Regions from separate parts of the Homo sapiens genome. Here region 2 is linked to region 1. A link is a contact called in ENCODE Hi-C data. All regions are on one chromosome and are shown on one strand. Each heading gives the region's core, a stretch centred on a gene start or an enhancer-like site at or near the end of the contact. The rest is flanking DNA. Distances are from core to core; before and after follow the strand shown. Region 1 holds the start of LINC02458 (long intergenic non-protein coding RNA 2458). Region 2 has its middle 98 kb from the start of LINC02458.

What was found. A loop is a pair of places that touch in the nucleus more often than their neighbours do.
Region 2: a loop to region 1 is called in a map with no recorded cell type, with 2.3 times the contacts of the local background. The contact joins the enhancer-like site here to the promoter of LINC02458 in region 1. A Hi-C loop is called at or near these places in 2 of 37 single-sample maps with no recorded cell type.

Annotation. Positions count from the first base shown.
Region 1 is chr12:89,017,662-89,023,054 of GRCh38, reverse strand. LINC02458 (long intergenic non-protein coding RNA 2458) reads left to right here and starts at 3,363. Exons shown (of 3, transcript NR_038385.1): 1 at 3,363-3,502.
Region 2 is chr12:89,114,736-89,120,128 of GRCh38, reverse strand. No RefSeq gene overlaps it. Among named protein-coding and RNA genes, the nearest start is that of LINC02458, 98 kb to the right of the region's middle. Within about 2 kb of position 2,593, at least 7 of the 41 ENCODE cell types and tissues checked have a DNase peak (open chromatin) inside an H3K27ac peak, as active enhancers do.

The sequences.
Region 1 (5,393 bases), core at 2,114-4,613:
TTGACTACTGAACTTCCAGCAATGTGAAGTTCCTGAATTTGTTTTTTAAGTGATCTTGAATTGAATTGACAAACAAATTGAATTGAATTGCACACACAAAAAATCTTGACTAATGCAATTATTTTCTTCATTTTCCAGATGAGTAAATTGAAGCCCAGAAAGGCCAAGAAACTTGAACCATTTAGTAAGTCAGACTTAAACTCATGTCCTTACACTCTAAATCCTGTGTTCTTTATATCATGCTTTCATTCCTTAGCGTCTACTAAAGAAGTCTGGTATTCAGGAAAAACATGACTTAAGAAGTAAATATGGCTGAGAATGATATTATACAAAATAAAAAGTTAGCCGAATTGCTTTTGATCCAAATGTATGCGAGTCTTTGCAAAATTACAAGGGTCTAAGGTGTCAAACATTAAAAAACAATAGGCTAAATACTTAAAATGAGAATTTAAATTTTATGTTATCCAAAGACAAGCACATTTTGTTCAGTAGTCCTTCAGAATTTTAAGTAAGTTTTGTTAAATTATGGGCAGCAGACACAAACCAATAATGCATAAATCTGCCCATGCTCTACTCTGTAGGCTAGCAGAGATATCCTGTTGCAAGTTAAAATTTTACAAATAGCAGGACCTCATAACTTACCCTTAAATTGATGGGCTAGTTTGAATGACTAAAACATATGTAAGTGGAATTTTTCAATCAGACAAAGTGATGTAAAGAGAAAATGAAGTTCTCTTTACTATCTGAAGTTCACCTTTACCATAGTGACAGATTAAAGCTTGTTTCTTCAGGGCCCTATTGTACCCGGAAGTGTTCTTTGATTTTCCTTTTTTTTCTCCAAATCTACCCCTGTTCGTCTTTGACAGAATACCTGTGAGAAAGAATCTGAAGAGCATGATGTTTAACCCTTGTACATTTAAGGAAGTATTAAAGGAAATAAATACAGGAGAAAAGTGAACTGCTAAACATGCCTGAATACATCCTGTCATTAATGTCTGGATTTTATTTTTTACTTTTAATACATATGTTAACATTTTTAATGTAATAACTAATGTATAAAAATCACAATAACATTTACATAAGTTATATAAGGCATATCTGTGACTCCATCACTGATCTTACCTCAGTCAGCCCTTGCAGGAATGTGATTGTCCCCAAGCCCAGCCTGTGCCTCCGTTTTAAGAGGTAACTAACTCCTCTCCTAAATTTTATGCTTGTCATTCTCTTACATTTTTAGAAGTAGTTTAGTTCTTTTTAGTTAATGTTTCCCCAACAATAACATTGTATACTTTTGCTTGATTTTGAACATTCTATTTGTATCATGCTATATGTCATCTTCTGTGACTTATTTCATTTCACATTATGTTTCTAAAATGTCTTTCTATGCTTGTGAGTAGCTTTAGTTCATTCATTTTTAGGTTGTGTAATATTCCACTGCATAATTATTCTATAATATAATTCATTTAGTCACTCTCTTGTTGTTGGAAATTGGAAGGTTTTTCTTTTTTTCTTTTCAATTTTTACTGATACGAAGGATACTGTGATACATGTTTTATTCATTTCTCTTGGTATACATGCCCAACAATTCTTCTAGTTTCTAGGGTACCTAAGAGTGGAATTGCTTGGTCTTTGCATGTAAACTATTTAACTTGATATGAAGGTGTCAAACTGTTTTCCAAAGCGATTAATTTGATGTGTGTTCCCATCAGAAGTGTATTAATATCCATTCATTCAAATCTTTACCAATGTCTGGCAATGTCAGACTTCTGTATTTTTGTGCATTTAGTTTTTCACAGGTGTACTCTCTTCCTGATGTCTATTCTGTTCTGGTCAATAAATTTGACTCTGTGTCTATACCACACAGTATTAATTATTCTACTTTTGCCTTTTTTTCTCTTTTTGACAGAGTCTTGATCTGTGGCCCAGGATAGAGTGCAGTGGTGTGATCTCGGCTCACTGCAACCTCCGTCTCCCGGGTTCAAGTGATTCTCATGCCTCAGCCTCCCAAGTAACTGGGACTGCAGGCCCGCACCACCATGCCAGGCTAATTTTTTAGCATTTTAGTAGAGATAGGGTTACACCATGTTGTCTATGCTGGTCTTGAGCTCCTGAGCTCAGGCAATCCACCCATTCAGCCTCCCAAAGTGCTAAGATTACAGGCATTAGCCACCGTGCCGGGCCGGCTTTTTATGCAACTTGTCTTGACAACAAATTATCAATGTTCTCAAAATACACTTTGGGATTTTGCTTTTCAAAAGAGGCCAATGCCACCTCAATCACAGCTTTCAAACCTCCTAGCTCAAGGTTCAATGTCCTTTTCCTAGAGTCAGACAGTTGGCCCTGCCAGATTGCTGTGCACTGTCTCAGAGTATGATAGGACAATATTGGAGGTCCCAGATGTCTGCTCCTTCTGTCTCCAAGAGCCATCCTGGTCAACACCGTGTTGGCAGGTCAAAATATGTGCTGCTTGGCCATTTGCCCTTTTATGCATGATCCTGTAAATATCTGTAAGCCACCACTTACTTATCTACTCTCCCAATTATGAGCACCCAGGTTACCTCCAGTTGCTGGACACTACAAACCACACTGTCATCTTTGTGCATATATGCTTGCAAGCCTGTGTGAGGATTTATTTGAGATATATGCCCAGGAATGAAATGGCTGGATCATAGGTTATGTAGATACTTTATCTGCTTAAATAAGAACAGCAGCACCAATGTACACTTTCACATTACTCAACATCTTTACCTATGTGTCTCTGCATGCACAGGTATAAAGTCTGGAAAATTACAGTTTTGGCCTTACTCACACAACTTCCTGAAAATAATTTCTCAACCCTAGTCCCCATACATCATGAAAAGAGCCTTTCCTTATGACAATGTGGACTTGTGCTTCTTTGTCCCACCAGGTCCCTATCTATCTTTCTGCCTCCTCCCTATGCATGAAGCACCTCATCCTCAAATTTGGGGAGATCCTGTCCAATTTAAAAATTCTGCTACTCAATCATACTAAAATAGAAAGCTATGATTGATTTTGATGAGTATGACTATCTATTTGGGGTGGGAAGAAGAGATGAACATGGTTTGTTTTTTAGATGGTAAAAACAACTAAATAGAACACTAAGAGATGTGAGCAAGCACTAGAGTGGTGCCAAAATTGTTCTTCGCTCTGATCCCTCCGTTCAACAGATCTATAAAGCCCTTCCCAGTCTCTCTTCAGATGCCAGGGCTACGGGATTCCACTGGCTGTAGCACCTCATCGCCTGCTGTAGGCTCCATGACTCGTTTCCAGTCTGCCATCTTGTGGTCCTTCCTGTTGCTGCATTCATACTGGTTTACCGAGAGGGCAACAGTGGATTTAGTAGACTTCACGTAGCTTGCGTCGCTGCTCCTGTCTCCGTGTAACTCACAATAAAGAGATTTTGGCATCAACCGTGAGCTTAGGGGTAGAAGGGTATATGTTAGGAGGTGGGAGCAGAATCAATTCTTCAAATCTTAATGATGTAAGTCATAAAGATGTTTCCTCGAGCCACTGTTGATTCATTGTTAATGATTCATTGTTAATGATTCATTACTGCGTTTTCTGCAACACTAAGAAACCGTTGTTTCTACTAACTTTATAAAAAACATATAAGATAAAGAACAAGTGAAAATCCAGATTTTTTTAATGAGGTATGTATACCTTCGTGGAAAATTTGAAGACAGAGACAATGTTTTACTATTTTCATTTTTGCACCTACAGTTTCTAGCATAGGCTTGGCATCTTGTAAATATTCAATAAATGTTTGTTGAATGAGTGCGTTAATTGATTCTCCTACCAGTCTGAGCTATCAGTTATGTCTCTGTGGCTAGATGGACACCATGTCTTCCATCCCTGCCAAGAGTTCAACTGAATTCAAGTTTATAAATGGAAATGTGTGTGTATGAAGGAATTAAAACAATTCAGAAAATATAAAGTTTTAAAAACGACCTTTCCTAGACATAGTCATTGTTAATAACTGGGTATGTATCTTTCTAGACCTTTTCAATATTTCTATGTATTTACATATATAAATATACAAATCTATACACACATATAGATTTATTAAAACATAAAAGGGGTTTCTTTGGGAAATAGTTCTTGAATTTGCTTATTTTTCTTACAGTTAATACGTGTAGGAGATCATTCCATGTCCATATGTAGAAGTCTATAGCATTCTGTTTGGCAGATGGATAGCATTACATAGTATAAATGTCTCATAATGTTAAAATCATTTCCCCTTTAGTGGAAATCTTTGTTCTTACAATGTTTTCCTGTACAATTCTTGGCCATGAAACTTGGTACACAAATGTGTCTTTCTGTAGGTCAGTGTCCATGAAGTGGGGTTGCTGGTCAAAGTATATATTGTATTTAAAATTTTTCACGAATACTCCTAAATTTATTATGAATTGATACAAAGGCCTTGTCTCACGAATTAAGATTAATAAGAAATACGGAAATCATTATTACTTTTTAATTTTTAGGGATGTATTTGACATGATCCTAAATAATGTGGCTGGCTGAACTTCCTGTTTCCTAATCATTTGTATATCTTCTAGATACTTCTATATATGCTGGCTTGAAAAACTGGCACAGAGAAGCATAACTGGGCTTGGTTTTTCTTTTTCTCGTTTCTCCTATGGAGAATTCTAAGCAGCAGGTAGCACCCTGGAGCACTGTGTTTGAGCTCTGAGAGCGGTCCTTCTATGGATTCAACTGGTTCACAAAAGAAAACTTTTGCAGTATCAATATTTGATATATGTTTGACTTCATATTATTACATGACATTTCTTTTTGTCATGAAAAATGAATACTTATTTATTATAGAAAATATTAAAAATGCAGAAAAGTGTTAAAAATATAGAAATAAACTATAGTCTCATAAACCAGTGATAACTAACCTTAACATTTTGGTTTATATCTTACTAGATGTATACTGTTTTTAAACAAAATTGGGATGACACTATATTACCATTTTATAATCTGTTTTTTTCTCTCTACCTAAAAATATATTACAAACTTTCTGCCATATTAATATGGCATCACTTCAATGATTGGTTTAGAGAAAGCATAACCGTATAACACTTTCAGCTTACTCAGAATTTACAACTAGATCTCTGATGCTTCAAACTCATTTAAACACATATGATCTAAGGCAGAGAAATCCTACCTGTATGTTTGTATGTTCTCTGTCACTAATTAGAATAGCTATATCTTTCTGAGTAGTTACTACATACTAAATGTTTTGCAAAGCATGTGACATTATTTCTAATTGTCAAAACTACCTTCAGAAGTAGGTATTATTGTCAAAATTTTGCAGAAGAGGAAACTGAGATTCAAAGAGTTTCAGCAAATTGCTCAAGGACGCACAGTGA
Region 2 (5,393 bases), core at 1,344-3,843, 98 kb before region 1:
AGAACTTGGCAGATTCAAGGAATTCATGAAAGATCCCTAAGTTCTGAAGGTTAGTAAGCCAGGGAATGAAAGACATGAGTTAAAGTTGCAGAAGTTGGTGGGAGCAGAACCACCCAGTGTCTTGCAAGCCACAGTAAAGATTTTATTTTTCTCCACAAAGCATCTGGAAGGTTTTGAATGGACTTAAGCTGGGGGATGATTTTCTTTTTGAGTCTGCTGTGTTAGAGTAGATTAGAGAAAAGCAAGAATGAAAATGGGATTTTTGTTAGGAAGCTCTTAGAATTGTCCAGAGGAGAGATTTGGTGCCTTAGATTACAATGCTGAGAGGGAATGGGAGTGGAGTTAAGATACTGTTAAGAGAATTGTTGGGTTTCATGAATTACTGAGTAGGTATAAGATGCAAAGATGGGATGATCAACTTGATTTCCAGGTTTTTATTTAGAGTACCTAGTAATGGTGCTTGCTGCTATTTACCCTTAGAAAAAACACACTTGAAGGGGAAGCTCATTTGTCCTGACTTGGATATGTTGAATTGAATATCCATTGAATATGAGGCCTGTCCTGTAAAATATCCAAGTAAAAATGTCTAGTGTGCAGTTCAATATAGAGATTTAAATTGGACAAAAGTATGAAAGATAATGTTTTTTGGAGGACATTTGAAATCATAGGATGGAGTGAGATACGTACGGGAGAAGTACATAGCAAAATTAATTGACCAGACTGACAGTGTATCCAGTGCATAGTCAATGTGTTTGTTGGGGGACGGGGGAAGGAGGGAGAGGGAGGAGAGTGGAAATTGTGTAAGTGGGCAGGCTGGAGAAGTGAATGTGTCTTTGTTGATAGGAGTCATTTTGGCTTAAAAGCTGTAATTTCCAAGCTCACCAGAATCCTTTGGGTAGCTTATTTATGGTGGGGTATAAAACCTCAGCTTTGCTTTTTCACATTATTGTCTTGTCTGGAAGTAGAGATAACAAAGGACAAATGGTACATGGAATATCTTCCCCACCCACCTACCCAACCAACCAAGGCACTCTAATATGGTAGTTAACAGCATGGACCCTGGAATTAGTCTATCTGGGTCCAAATCCCAGCTCTGTCACTCACTGGCTATGTGTGCTTCAGAAGGTCACTTAACTTCTCCATGCCTCCGTTTCCACATTTATAAAATGGGTGTAAGAGTAATTTCCATGTTATAGAATTTTGTGAGGATTACATGAGTTAATATTTATAGGTAAAGCACTTAAGATGAAGACTGGCATGTACTAATTGCTATATATAGTATTAATATGTACAATGACCCAGACATAGGCCATATGGCTCTGTTCTCAAGGATTTTACAATCTAGTGGGGAGCTCAGACAAAAAGATACAAGAAGCGGGACCGGACAAGCCTGATGAAGGCACGCAGGAGGGGAAACAAATGTTTCAGGTAACATCTAATTTGTGATCTGAAGGATAGGGAATTGCACCATGGGTTTTTGGGGAAATATGTTCTGAATTCTATAAAATGTTTTGGCACACAATGCATTCATAATAATAAAAATATTTATATGGTGCTTTATAATTTTCAAAGTGATTATGCATACTTCAGCTTATTTGATTCTTTTATCAGTCTGATGAAATCAATAATTTGGAGCATTTTCTCTAGGCCACATTTTGGGGAAGAGTCTCATAAAAATAAGACACATCCCATAATCTCAAAAAACTATAGTTTAGTGGTGTTTTTGGACCCAATATTATATATGTGAAAAATTGAGGTTTGGAAGAATTAGAGGACTTGCCCAAAGTCACACAGCCAGTAGTATAAAAATGATATGAATGCAAATCTCTGGATTACAAGTGGTTTGTTGTCCTTTCATCTTATATATAGAGGTCCTATAACTAGATGAAAAGATCTACTAATGGACACAGATTATCTGAGTTATTTTCTTCAAAATAATATTTGAAAACTGCATGCTTTGGTTTTAGAAACTCCAATACAGCAAGATTACCCCTGTGAAGAATAAACAGGACCCTCTGAATGTGTTTTCTCTGGCTTTGCAATGCCGTATCATATCGTTCACATCCTGGTAGTGTAAAAAAATTCTTTCTGACCCTTTTTATTTAGTGAGATTCCTTCAACTAGGATGCCAGGGCATTTCACAGGGACATAAAGGGAAAAGGTTGGGATATGTCAGCCCTGGGGGTACAGGTGAATGACGTCACTACTTTGGGCTTGTAGCCAAGGAAAACTGCAAAGCCAAAAGCAAGCTAAGGTAGCAGGCAGTTGGGGCAGGCTGGGGTTAGTCACAAAGCTGGCTGAGCCCTGGAAGACAAGAAATCTACTGCCATTAGAGAAAGTTGGTTCAAGGACACCCAAAGTCAATGAGTTAGAGTGAAGATAAGGCCACAAGGAGTGGGAGAATAAAAGGTCGATGAGGGATCAGGCAGGCAGTACAGAGGACAGATCTATATCAAGGAAACTTGATCCCTGAATAGGCTTCCTGTTCCTGTTTCTGAGGTTTTCTTCAGCAAAAGTTTGGCAGGAGTCCACTACAGCAGGGCAGCAGGGCAGCAGGGCTGGTCTAGACTGCACAGGTGAGAACCAGGAATGTTTTTATTTGGCTGAAGTGAGGGAGGCTAGGACAGGTTAGCCCAGCTCCCAGTGAGTCAATTGTAGAGAAACTTAAGATGTGGGAGCAAAGCTCGTTTAGCCACAGGAGGCCAGCTTCAGAAACATGGATATACTGATGAAGATTTGTACTTGGTCAAAACACCATGGTCTGCTTCGAAGGAAAAGCCTTTAAGAAGTATTTATTTTCCTAAAAGATTCATAGTAGACCTTGAGTAGTGAGTGGCTTTTAGCAGGAGGAGAGAGAAATTAAGCCAAACAAATACTCTTTTCAGTGGATCAGAAACATATATCCCACTGTCTTTGAAAAGCGAGTAGGTCTGAAAATAAAACTTCTAAAAGTTTTTGAAGACCCCCCAAAATTGGATCTCCAAACCACTCCCCAAACTGGAATCCAGTTTGAGATGTTGGAATAAAAGTAGATTTGAACTTTGTCACCCGGAATGATGAAGGATCTAAGGACGGTGAGAATTCTCATATGGCACTTGAAATGGCCAGCTGCTGTTCTGATCACTATATAGGTACTATTTAATAGTTTCAGAAACATACTAGGTAAGTGCCATTATTACCACTGTTTAACCACTGAGGCAGCGGAGATATACGGAGAGAAATGAAGTGACATGCTCAAGATCACACAGCCTGAAGTTCATAGAATCCCACAAAATGTGGCTGAGGTAAAATATCATAGTCCCATCTATGCTTTTCTTTCTCTGCATTTATGTGGCCAAGAGCATTTTGGGAACCAGTAGTATTTTGGCACAACTCCAGATATGTGCTCCCGTGTCACTAAGAGACGATATTTTCTGTCCTGCAGTGGGTTCAAAATATGGGTGTACTTCATGGCTAAAACAGTGATTACTGTGTTGAGCAGTGAAATGTGTAAAATCTTTTAGGTTTTAATGTCATAAACACAAATATATAAGTGTCAGATAAAAGAGTGTTTATTTTGCTCCATATTTTCTTCCCACAACATTATCGAGTTAGAGAAGAGTTGAGGAACAGGGGCTGGTTCAGATGTGGCTAACTTAGCCAAACTTACTGGCTATGCAACATGGAAAGTTATTTTTCTTCTGTGGACTTCTGTATCCTTTCTACCCAGTGAAGATAATAATACTCTCTACTTTACAAGGTTGTTGGGGTTCTTAAATATGATAAATACAAAGTACCTCACACAGAGCCTGACACTTAGTAAGTGCTCAATAAATACTAGTTTTTGTTTTGTTTTATTTTGTTTTGAGCAGGAGTCTCACTCTGTCACAGGGGCTGGAGTGCAGTAGTGCAATCTTGGCTCACTGCAACCTCTGCCTCCTGGGTTCAAGCGATTCTCCTGCCTCAGCCTCCCGAGTAGCTGGGATTACAGGTGCCCGCCACTATGTCCAGCTAATTTTCTGTATTTTTAGTAGAGACAGGGTTTCACCATGTTGTCCAGGCTGGTCTCGAAGTCCTGACCTCGTGATTCGCCCGCCTCGGCCTCTCAAAGTGCTGGGATTTCAGGTGTGAGCCACTGCACCTGGCCTAATAAATACTAGTTTTTATGGTTGGTTTTATTACTCTGAAGATGAAACCAGAGGAAGTCAAGGGGAAAGGATCTTTAAATTTACCTATATCTCTGGTTGTTTCCCCCTCCCCATTTTAGAATTGTACTAAGGGCAGCCAGTATTTAGACATGGTTAGGAAGGGAAAGGGAAGTGCAGCTTTCCTCTCCTGTTTTGCCTGTTTAAGCAAATAAACAGTTTCTTACCATGTTAATGGGACCACTGCTCTATGAGAGAAGAAGAGAAGAACTGATGAATATAAGGGATGGGCAGCAAGATCAGATGCTGGGGGAAATCTGCCGAGGAGAAGAGTAGGGAACCAGTGATAGTGAGGACTTGTTTTAGAAGCTTAGAGGGACTGGGCTGGTGTGGTGGGTGGAATGTGGTATCAGATCATTTTATGGATGATAATACCTATATTATAATGAGATATTTTTGGAAACATATTCCCTGAACAGTTTTAATAGAGACTCGTTCCATACTAAATTGTTATGAAAACTTATTTTAGTATATTTTCATGAATTCTTCACAGGTAATCTTGTGGGATACTGGTAGCTGGCATATTATCTTCAATCTTTTCCACCAGTATGGGTAATATCAGGAAAATACCAAAAGCACATTAAGATATTTATTAGAAAATACTATGTATTGAACCTTCGTATAGGAAGTACAAAAAAGAAAAAAAACTATGTAAAAACAAATAAACAAACAAACAAAAATTCCTTACCTATATATCAGTAATATCCCATTAGAAAATAGAATAGAAATTAGCCAGGTATGGTGGTGTATGCCTGTAGTCCTAGCTAGCTGGGAGGCTGAGGTGTGATCTCTCGAGCCCAGGAGTTTGAGGCTGCAGTGAACTGTGATCATGCCTGTACTCCAGCCTGGGTGATGAAGTGAGACCTTCATCTCCAAAAATTAAAAAAAAAAGGAATAGAAAAGAAAATTTAATAGGAGAAATTTTCAAAAATTCATTCAAAAATTTAAATAATGTAAAGAGGTTCCTTAAGACTTTTGTGGAGAAAACTATAAAACTTTATTGAAGGATATAAAAGACAGAAATAAATAGGAAGATTAACCATGTTCATGGATAGAAATGCTCAATATTTTAAAATGTCAATTTTACTGCAAATAATCTACAAATTCAATGCAACCCCAACTGCAATAAAAATATAAGTATGATTTTTAAGCCAAATTTAACAGAATAATTCTAAAAATTTTATGAAAGTAAATGTGCTAGAAGAGCAA